Linked DNA regions of Homo sapiens: region 2 is linked to region 1. A link is a contact called in ENCODE Hi-C or POLR2A ChIA-PET data. All regions are on one chromosome and are shown on one strand. Each heading gives the region's core, a stretch centred on a gene start or an enhancer-like site at or near the end of the contact. The rest is flanking DNA. Distances are from core to core; before and after follow the strand shown.

Evidence for each region. A loop is a pair of places that touch in the nucleus more often than their neighbours do. ChIA-PET counts read pairs that join two places held with the same protein, here RNA polymerase II (POLR2A). Pooled maps may share reads with other maps.
Region 2: a loop to region 1 is called in a pooled map, with 6 times the contacts of the local background. The contact joins the promoter of POLR2D here to the promoter of ERCC3 in region 1. A Hi-C loop is called at or near these places in 1 of 37 single-sample maps with no recorded cell type and 5 of 50 pooled maps. POLR2A ChIA-PET finds 5 or more read pairs at or near these places in 1 of 52 experiments (GM12878).

Annotation. Positions count from the first base shown.
Region 1 is chr2:127,291,107-127,296,188 of GRCh38, forward strand. It overlaps ERCC3 (ERCC excision repair 3, TFIIH core complex helicase subunit), which reads right to left and starts at 3,038. Exons shown (of 15, transcript NM_000122.2): 1 at 2,948-3,038; 2 at 2,407-2,612; 3 at 1,504-1,740. The coding sequence starts at 2,975.
Region 2 is chr2:127,855,498-127,860,579 of GRCh38, forward strand. It overlaps POLR2D (RNA polymerase II subunit D), which reads right to left and starts at 2,658. Exons shown (of 4, transcript NM_004805.4): 1 at 2,531-2,658. The coding sequence starts at 2,603. It also overlaps the pseudogene LOC107985803. RefSeq lists an enhancer at 2,093-2,262 and a silencer at 2,493-2,802.

The DNA of each region.
Region 1 (5,082 bases), core at 1,788-4,287:
CAGTCAGACTTTGAGGGGCTGCCTATCCCCGCTGTTGTCCCTGATCCACCACTACAGTGCACCAACACCTACATCCCTGCAGGCAATTCGCAGCCAAGACCAGGCAGAGCCACAGTGTTGGTACAAGGTCCTCTCCTTGGGCACGCTTTCTTTTTTGTTGTTGTTCTGAGGCGGAGTCTCACTCTGTTGCCCAGGCTGGAGTGCAATGAATGGTGAGATCTCAGCTCACTTCAACCTCTGCCGCCCGGGTTCAAGTGATTGTCCTGCCTCAGCCTCCTGAGTAGCTGGGATTACAGGCACCCACCACCATGCCTGGCGAATTTTTGTATTTTTAGTAGAGACAGGAATTTCGCCATGTTGGCCAGGCTGGTCTTGAACTCCTGACCCCAGGTGGTCCACCCACCTCAGCCACCCAAAGTGCTGGGATTACAGGAGTGAGCCACTGCACCTGGCCGGGCACGCTTTCACATCACAGGAAAAGAGAGTTCTCTCCAGGACTCCTGCAGCTTCTCTGGGACTGGCTGCAGTACCATACTGAATTCCTGTGGCACTCTTCTGCCACTCCAGATCCCAAGGTCTGAATCTGACTCCTTTTGGATCAGCCAAAGGCAATGAAAGCCACTGTCCATCTCTTTTAAATGGCATTCACCCATCTCGCAGAAGAAACCTAGCATGTTCAACTATTAATCACATGGAACCCTCTTTGTTTTGTCAAAAACATCTGAAGTTGTTTTTGACTTTCCCTCATGGAACTTGTTGACTATTGGTCTCCTGCAGATACTTAGCTTTAGACAGAGTTTACCACCTGTGTTAGTCAGCTTGGGCTGCCATAATAAAATTCCAGACTGGGTGGCTTCAACATTAGAACTGTATTTTCTCAGAGCTGTGGAGGCTGAAAGTCTATGATCAAGGTATCAGCCGATTCAGTTTCTGGTGAAGGCTCTTGTCTATGGACCACCTTCCCATTGTGTACTCACATGACAAGAAGGGCAGGTGAGAGAAAGCATGCTCCGGTGTCTCTTCTTAGGAGGACACTAATCATAGCGGATCACGACCTCATTTAGTCTTAACTACTTTCTTACTCCAAATACATTACCATTGGATATTAGGTTTTGAAGACAAAATTTGAGGGGAACACACACAATTCAGTCCCCAGCACACTCACTTTGGGCTGCATTTCCAAATTCTCCCTGGCTACAATGGGCCTGAATTAGTAGCCCCTCTGTGTTAATACCCACAGCTGGGAGCGGCTCATGAGAAGCGTGGCCTCACCCAGAACACAATGCTGGATCCAGAGTGTAGCGGCTCATGAGAAGCATGGCCTCACCCAGAACACAATGCTGGATCCAGAGTGTAGCGGCTGGGGTAATCAGTCGTTATGCTCCCCACAGGAAATCTGAATGGCACATTCTCATGGCTGCCACAGGCTGACAACATGGAGCACCTATGCCTATTGTTACATTAGCAGGGCAGGTGGAATTGCTGGTCTCAGCTGTCACTTGCCTTAATAAACTGCATAATTCCATCAGGGACTCCAGTCTTGCTGAGCTTCCTGAGGTACTCGGTGATGTCACTGGTTTGCAGCCCAACGCTGACAGCTGCATACAAGGAGTAGGCAGTTAGTTTGTACTCATGCACATGGGTTGGTCGGCACACTGGCTCTGCAATAGCCACCAAGAAGTCTTGGGCATATTTGTAAACTGGAGAGAAGGCTTCCAAGAAGATATGGCCATCGGGAGCCTGAGAGATACCAAATGGACAAAACAGACAAGGAAACATGAGTTGCAGAGACTACTGGGCTCTTGCCCATATCATTATCAAGAAAGAATAAGCTGCCCAACACCACAGATATTCTTGCAAGCACTCCTTCAGACAACTGTGGGGCCTGTTACATTAATCAGATACAGAAGAGTAAAGAAAAATAGAAGAAAGTGTTTCCAAAGTCAACAGCTGTTTCCTACTATTCTGCACAGAGAAAGCCCATCTTACTGGCTATCCTCAAGTTACCTTTTGGCTAGATTTCAACTAAATGTATAACATTAATTATTTAAAGTAGAGCAAAAGCTTGCTACCGAACATGTCTTCCATTATTTGAGGAAACAAACTGTTACATGATAAATGCTATTTATTCGGCAGATAAAAGGATTCACTACATGGGGTAGGGCTGGGGAAGGAGTGAGAGTAAACCGAGGGGTTAGAGCTGTTGGAAGCCCAGGTCCGGCCGCCACACGTGTGCGCAACTGCTCGCTGTTGCCTTGGGCTGTTCCAACGTGTGTGGATGAAAATTCTCTCCCGGCCAGTTCTAGGGGCAGTATCCTGAATGTCAGTTTTGACTCTGAGGATGCCCAAGATTTAGCTGCCGCTCCGCACACTCCTGGGCCCTGCCCAAGCTAAGGGCATGCTTACCACCCAGAGGGGCCTGGAGGTGTGGTCGTCCTTCAGCGGCATTTGCAGCCTGTAGTCCTTGGCTCCATATTCATCCACTTTGGTGCCTGACTCATCCACCTGCTTCCCCGCCGCCGAGGGAACCGCTTCCTGAGGGTCGTTCCCCGGGGCGTCCTCTTCATCATCCTCTTCATCCTCATAGTGCCGCTTCCTGGATTTCTTCTTGTCTGCAAGATACCAACACAGAAGTAAGCCCAGCAGGAGCCTTCAGGGTTCCCTCCGCACCGCTTGGCAGCATTTCACCTGCGCCGCCGCAAACTCCTAGCTAAGAGCCACCTGCATCCCGCAGGCGTTGCGCCCCTCACCCGTCTCCCCTAGGCCGAGTTCGCTGGGCTGCGCCCAGGTCCAGCATCTCTCCCGCCCAAAGGCCTGTCCCAACGGGGTGCGCGCGGGAGGGCCAGCAGGGTCGGCCGGCGCAGAGGCCCGGAGCAGCTCCGAGGCAGAGCGGGGGGCAGGGCCGGCAAGGGCAGTCGTGGCTGAGCGTGCCCGCGCAACGTCTCACCGCGGTCCGCTCGGTCTCTTTTGCCCATGGCAGCTACAGCAGCAGAGAGAAGATGACCCCGCTCCCACAGGCCCGCCGCGGCATCCGCTCTGGGGGGACTTCCGGCTCAATCCGGAAGCTCCCTGTTGTCCACACAGGATGTCCCGCCTCTAGGCGCCGTGATGTGGGTGGCTGGAAGAGCGGAGAGCCAGCGACCGCCGATCTGTTAGCTCGTGCGACCCAGCGGCGGGGGTCCTCCACTGTTCATTTCTCTACAACTGAAGGAAAATACTGTGTGTTGAGCACCTGTGTAGTGCGCGAATTAAAGGCCTCATCCTTCTGGAACTTAAATTTTAATGAAGCCATGTGGGCAATAAATGTGTGTGTGAGAGAGAGAGAGAGAGAATGTGACCTGAGTCCATGGGTAAGGAAGAATTCTTTTTTTTAATTAAAAAAAATTTGGCTGAGCACGGTGGCTCACGCCTGTAATTCCAGCACTTTGGGAGGCTGAGGTGGGTGGATCACTTGAGGTCAGGAGTTCGAGGCCAGCCTGGCCAACATGGTGAAACCCCATCTCTGCGAAAAATACAAAAAAAAGTAGCCAGGCATGGTGGCACACGCCTGTAGTCTAAGCTACTTGGGAGGCTGAGATGGGAGAATCTCTTGAACCCAGAAGGTAAAGGCTGCACTGAGCTGAGATTGCACCACTGCACTACAGCCTGGGCGACAGGCCGAGAGTTCGTCTCAAAAAAAATTTTTTTCTTTTTTTTTTTTTTTTTTTTGAGACGGAGTCTCGCCCTGTCGCCCAGGCTGGAATGCAGTGGCGCGATTTCAGCTCACTGCAAGCTCCGCCTCCCGGGTTCATGCCATTCTCATGTCTCAGCCTAAATAAAGCAGATTACCCTCAATAATGCGGGTGGGCCTCATCCAAATCAGTTGAAGGCCTTAAGAGCAAAGACAGGTTTCTCAAGGAAAAAGGAATTCTGCCTCCAGACTGCAACACAGAAAGTTCTGACTGAGTTTCCAGCCTTTGGACTCAAAACTACAACATCAACTCGTACCTGAATTCCCAACTTGCCAACCCCCACAATTGCATGAGCCAATTCTTTAAAATCAATCAATCAATCTCGCTTGCTCAGTGGGCCTCTTGGTTCTGTTTCTCTGGAGAACGTAACACAGATTTTTGGTACGGGGAATAGGGTACTGCTGTAACAAATACCTAACAATGGGGAAGTGGTTTTCAAATTGGGTAATCGGTAGAGGCTGAAAGAATTTTGAGGCGCATGATAGAAAAGCCTCTATTGTCTTGAAGAGCCTTGGTAGAAGTATGGGCATTAAAGGTGATTCTGGTGACGGCTCAGATGGAAAGGAGAAATATGTTATTGAAACTGGAGGCAAGTGGTAGAGAGCTTGCCTGAATTGTATTCTGTTGGGTGGAAAGTAGAACTTATAAGTGATAAGCTTGGACATTTTGCTGAGGAAATTTCTACATGATGGTTCAAAGTGAGGCCTGGGCCAGGCGCGGTGGCTCACGCCTGTAATCCCAGCACTTTGGGAGGCCGAGGCAGGGGATCATAAGGTCAGGAGTTCAATACCAGCCTGGCCAATATGGTGAATCCCCGTCTCTACTAAAAATACAAAAATTAGCTGGGCGTGGTGTCGCGCGCCTGTAGTCTCAGCTGCTCAGGAGGCTGAGGCAGGAGGATCTCTTGAACTCAGGAGGCAGAAGTTGCAGTGAGCAGAGATCACGCCACTGCACTCCAGCCTGGGCAACAGAGCAAGACTCCGTCTCAAAAAAAAAAAAAAAAAAAACTGAGGCCTGCTTTCTCCTTATTGCTTATAGTGAAATGTGAGAAGAGATACACTGAAGGTGGAATTATTCAACAAAAAGGAACCAGAACTTGAAGATTTGGATCATTCTTATACTCACATTGTAAAAAAAAAAAAAAAAAAAAAAAAAAAAAAAAAAAAGAGAGAGAGAAAGTATGCTCTGGAGAAACACTAAGGATGTGGACAACCATTTATTTGCAAGAGATTAGGTGTGTGGCTTATAGACCCAATCACCCATCTCCACAGAAACCTGGACAGTTTTGACTAGGGTACATAGATGGGATGAAATGAAGGAAGGCTGTTGGACTCCCAGGATTCCACAGGTA
Region 2 (5,082 bases), core at 1,408-3,907, 560 kb after region 1:
GGTCAACTGTCCCTATTTCTCATTAAGAACAATACCCAAGTACTACTAATACATTACCCTCACTCCCTTCAACCAAGGAAGGTCGAGGCAGCCAAACTGTAACTCAGAGTGCCTAGGAAAGTGGTGTCTGAGACCTACCACAGAGCTTTTGGGAGGCATTCCCAGGATTCAGCATCAACAAAATGGGGATGGGGGAGGCAGTTCAGACACTTTTGTGTAACTATGGAGAGGAGGGATCCAAGACTTCTCCCCATGGCTAATCCCAAGGAACATTTTCAAGTGAAGGCGCGCACACGCGCGCACATACACACACACACACACACACAATTTATTTAGAAACAAAAGGAAATAGATCAGGGGATCTGCCTGTTATTTTCTCTTGTGCAAATATTTTAAGAACAATGGCCATAATTAATCTCTGTTGCTAAAAAAGGAAAAACAACTCCTTGGCTGTATGTCATCTGGAAATTTTACCGAGGATACGTCATTACGACCATTAATAGGCCAGGTGCAGTGGCTCACACCTATACTTTCTAACACTTTGGGTGGTCGAGGCGGGCAGATTACCTGAGCCCAGGAGTTCAAGACCAGCCTGGGCCACATGGTGAAACCTTGTCTCCACAAAAAAATACAAAAATTAGCCAGGAGTGGTGGCCTGCACTTGTAGTCCCAAGTATTCCAGAGGCTGAAGTGAGGTGAGAGGATAACCTGAGCCTAGGGAAGGTTGAGGCTGCAGTGAGCTGTGATCACACCACTGCACTCCAACCTAGGTAGCAGAATGAGATCCCGTCTCAAAAAAAAAAAAAAAAAAAGGCAGGGTGAGGTGGCTCACACCTGTAATCTCAGCACTGGGAGGCCAAGGTGGGTGGATCACTTGAGGTCAGGAGTTCGAGACCAGCCTGGCCAACATGGTGAAACACCGTCCCTACTAAAAACACAAAAATTAGCTGGGCATGGTGGCAGGCGCCTGTAGTCCCAGCTACTTGGGAGGCTGAGGCAGGATGGCTTGAAACTAGGAGGGGTAGGTTGCAGTGAGCCGAGATCACATCACTGCACTCCAGCCTGGGTGACAGAGTGAAACCCTATCTCAAAATAAAATTAAAAAAAAAATTAAAAAAAATAAATTAACAACTAAAATAGTAAGTTCTAACGTATTAAACCATAAAATACAAAAAACACATAATAAACATTTTTTCATTTTTATATTTTTTATTTCTTAGAGGGTAGTATTTCCGTTTTAATTTTAAATTTATTATTTTGCCAGGCAATGGCTCACATCAGTAATCCCAGCACTCTGGGAGGCCGAGCTGGGTGGATCACCTGAGGTCACGAGTTCGAGAACAGGCTGGCCAACATGGTGAAACCCCAGCTCTACTGAAAATACAAAAATTAGCCGGGTGTGGTGGTGGGCACCTGTAATCCCAGCTACTCGGGAGGCTGAGGCAGGATAATCACTTGAGCCCAGGAGACGGAGGTTGCAGTGAGCCGAGTTCGTACCACTGCACCCCAGCCTGGGCAACAGAGTGAGACTCTGTCTCTAAATAAGTAAATGAATGAATGAATAAAAGAATAAGATAGGTCAGGTGCCGTGATTAACTTAAGCCCAGGAGTTTGAGACCAGCCTGGGCGACATAGTGAGACCCTGTCTTTACGAAAAAAATTTTTTTAATGGGCCAGGTATGGGGGCGTGCATCTGTGGTCTCAGCTACTTGGGAGGCTGAGGTGGGAGGATAGCTTGAGCGGTTGAGAGGTTGAGGTTGCAGTGGGCTCTGATCATGCCACTATACTCCAGCCTCAACAAGAGGGCGAGACCCTATCTCAATCAATAAATCAATAAATCAATAAAGTGTAAGACAGCTGTATACATTTTCAAGTTTTTGAGCTGAAGACCTCATCCCTAGGAATACCCTCCCCAACCACTTAAAGTGCGTGCGTGAGAAAACTCAAGGCTGCCAAAATAATTTGTTCCAGCCAACAGCTGAAGATAGGACTCTGTCTCTCTGCCTCTGTGGGAGGGTAGGGGCCTAACTTCGACAGGTGCGCCAGTCAACAAACCAAGCTGCGTTCACACGGACCAATCCTCCTCTTCCCGCTTTTTTACATTTCTCACTTCCCCGACTCCCCCGAGCTCCCGCTCACCACATCCTTATTCCCTAATTCTCCGTTAAAACGCCCAGAGGTTCTGTACTAATCGAAGTTGAGTTCGGTTCACGCTGGGCTCTTTTCCCTAGTGCAACAGTATATTACTGTTTAAAAATCTGTCCTTACCACCTGAGTGTCCGGCTTTGTTTATCTTTGACACAGGTCCCCGGAACTTCGCAGTTTATCACATAAAATAACCCAGTTGCCCAGGCGGTCCCTCCCAAGGCCATGGTCCCTCCCAAGGCCATGTTCCCTCCCCAGCCCCACGCCGCGCTGGGGCTTGCCCAAGCCGCCGCTGAGGCAGGGCCTTGGGCGAAGCGCGCATAACGCCAGGCCTGCGGCGACCACGCGAAGTGGCGCGGGGGAGTCTGGCAGCCCCGAGCCCAACCTTTAGGAAAGATGAGCTGTGAGGCGTCCTCCTCTACGTCGCCAGCCCGCGGATCGCTGCCACCCGCCGCCATCGCCGCGCCGCGCCGCGCGCCACCACCAGCGCCGCCGGAAGCAGAAGCGCGGAGCAACGGCCGCGGAAGGGGCGTGGTCTCGGGAGGGGCCCCGAGGGGTGGGCGGGGCCGGGAGTGCGAGCCGGACGGGGCGCAGCGAGGGGACCGGTTGGTGAGGTCCTGGAGGCTCCCCGCCACCGAGGGGCGCCCTGCACTCCCTCTCTTCTCCCATGCTCCTCGCCGCGCAGACGTCCTGGGGCAGGTCCCTACGCCTTTCTGGACGGAGGAGGTCAGATGAGATGCAGGAACGCCTGCTGATGGAGAGCAGGGCAGCCGGCTCCGAAAGTACCGGGTCCAATTTCCTTCACCGACTTAAACTTCTAAAATTTTATTGATTTGTGGTGGATTATCTGATACTTCTGAGTACGCGGACAATGATATTCAGAGGCTTTTACCACACGTCTGTTGGAACATTTGGGTGATGCGTAGAAAATTAAGCAAATGACGGCCGGGCGCAGTGGCTCACGCCTGTAATCCCAGCACTTTGGGAGGCCGAGGCGAGGGGATCACCTGAGGTCAGGAGTTTGAAACCAGCCTGGGCAACATAGTGAAACCCTATCTCTACTAAAAATACAAAAATTAGCCGGGCATGGTGGTGGGCGCTTGTGATCCCAGCTACTGGGGAGGCTGAGGCAGGAGAATCGCTTGAACCCGGGAGGCGGAAGTTGCAGGGAGCTGAGATCGCGCCACTGCACACCAGCCTGGACGACAGAGTAAGACTCCGTCTCAAAAAATATATTAAAAAAAAAAAAAAAGCAAATAAAAAATGATGCTGTTTTCGACACTGGAGAAAACAAAAGGTTGTACAATAAGGTAAATAATCATAGCTTATTAGTCAACAATATCTTAGCTCATTAGTCAACAATGTTTAGATGGTCATATTGTAAACTCTGTTGATTTAATAAAAAATGAATTGTGCCGGGCACGGTGGCTCACGCCTGTAATCCCAGCACTTTGGGAGGCCGAGGCTGGAGGATCGCTTTAGCTCCGGAGTTGAAGACCAGCCTAGACAACATAGTGAGACCTCGTCTCTAAAAAATACAAAAATTAGCCGGGCGTTGTGGCGCGTGCCTGTAGTCACAGGGATCGGGGAGGCCGAGGCGGGTGGATCGCTTGAGGGATGCAGTGAACTATGATTGCCTCACTGCACTCCAGCCTGGGCAACAGAGACCCTGCCAAAAAAAAAAAAAAGGCAAAGTCCAGGCGCGGGGGCTCACGCCTGTAATCCCAGTACTTTGGGAGGCCGGTGGGGGTGGGGGGGGCAGATCACCTGAGGTCAGGAGTTCGAAAGCAGCCTGGCCAACATGGTGAAATCACGTCTCTACAGAAAAAAAAAAAAAAAAAAAAAGCCGGGGCGTGGTGGCGGGCGCCTTTAATCCCAGCTACTCGGGAGGCTGAGGCGGAGGTTGCAGTGAGCCGAGATCGCGCCACTGCATTCCAGCCTGGGCGACAGCGACAGAGTGAGACTCTGTCTCAAATAATAATTTTTAAAAAGACTTAAAAAATTAAAAAGTAAAAATTTTAAAACTAAAGAAAAAGAAAACCTTTAGAAGGCAGTCCTGGGAATCCTGTCTGGCCTGTGCAGCCTGATCTCCTGCGAGGGCTCGTCCACAGCGTCTTGCTGTCTTGCAGTGCCGGCAATGTGGTCTCCCACCACCTGAGAAGTTCCCTCCTCCAGGGCATGCTCTTTGCTTCAGCACTGCTTCTCTAAGGAACCTGCCCAGACCTGAAGGGCTGGCCACGCCCCCTTTCACGTGCTCAGAGAAGCTGAAGGTTCCGGAGGGTTTGATGCTTGCCGGTGTTCCCTTGTACACCCAGCACTGAGTGACAGGCCAGATAACCACAGCTGCCCAGCCACTGCACCATGTGCTGGGGTCTGGGCAAAACATTTACTATTTTTACTTTTTACCTATGACTTCTCTAAGGTCAGGTTACTTTGGAGATTCACAGTCCTGTCACAAAGTAGGAAATGCCTTATAAATGGCAGGACCAAGATTTGCGCTTAGGCCTGTGGGACTGCCAGCCAGAAAAGATTCTAGCTGTCACCCGCCCTGGGTTATTTCTTTGGTTGGGAGCCACGATGTGATCACAGAATAGCCATACTGGGGGAGGGGGTCTGATTGGCAGCAGGAACTTGAGGGACTGATGGTGAACTGGAGACCTCTCTTTTCTGTTTTCCAATAGTTTCGAAATTGCAGTCCTCCCCCCACCAATTTTCCAGGGCATACAGAATCTGTGTGAGTAGAAATAATGCATAAGCGGCAGGAAGAGGCCCTTGAATCCTTGTCTGAGCTTGATTTTAATGAGGAAAACAGACACAGAAGGGACAGGACTTGCATTACATTCCTCAGGCTGCTACTCTGATTCTTGTACAGCATTGGTTCAGTCAAGCCATTCAACCAGCCCACTTAGTATTTCAGTCAGATTATTCAAGCCAAGG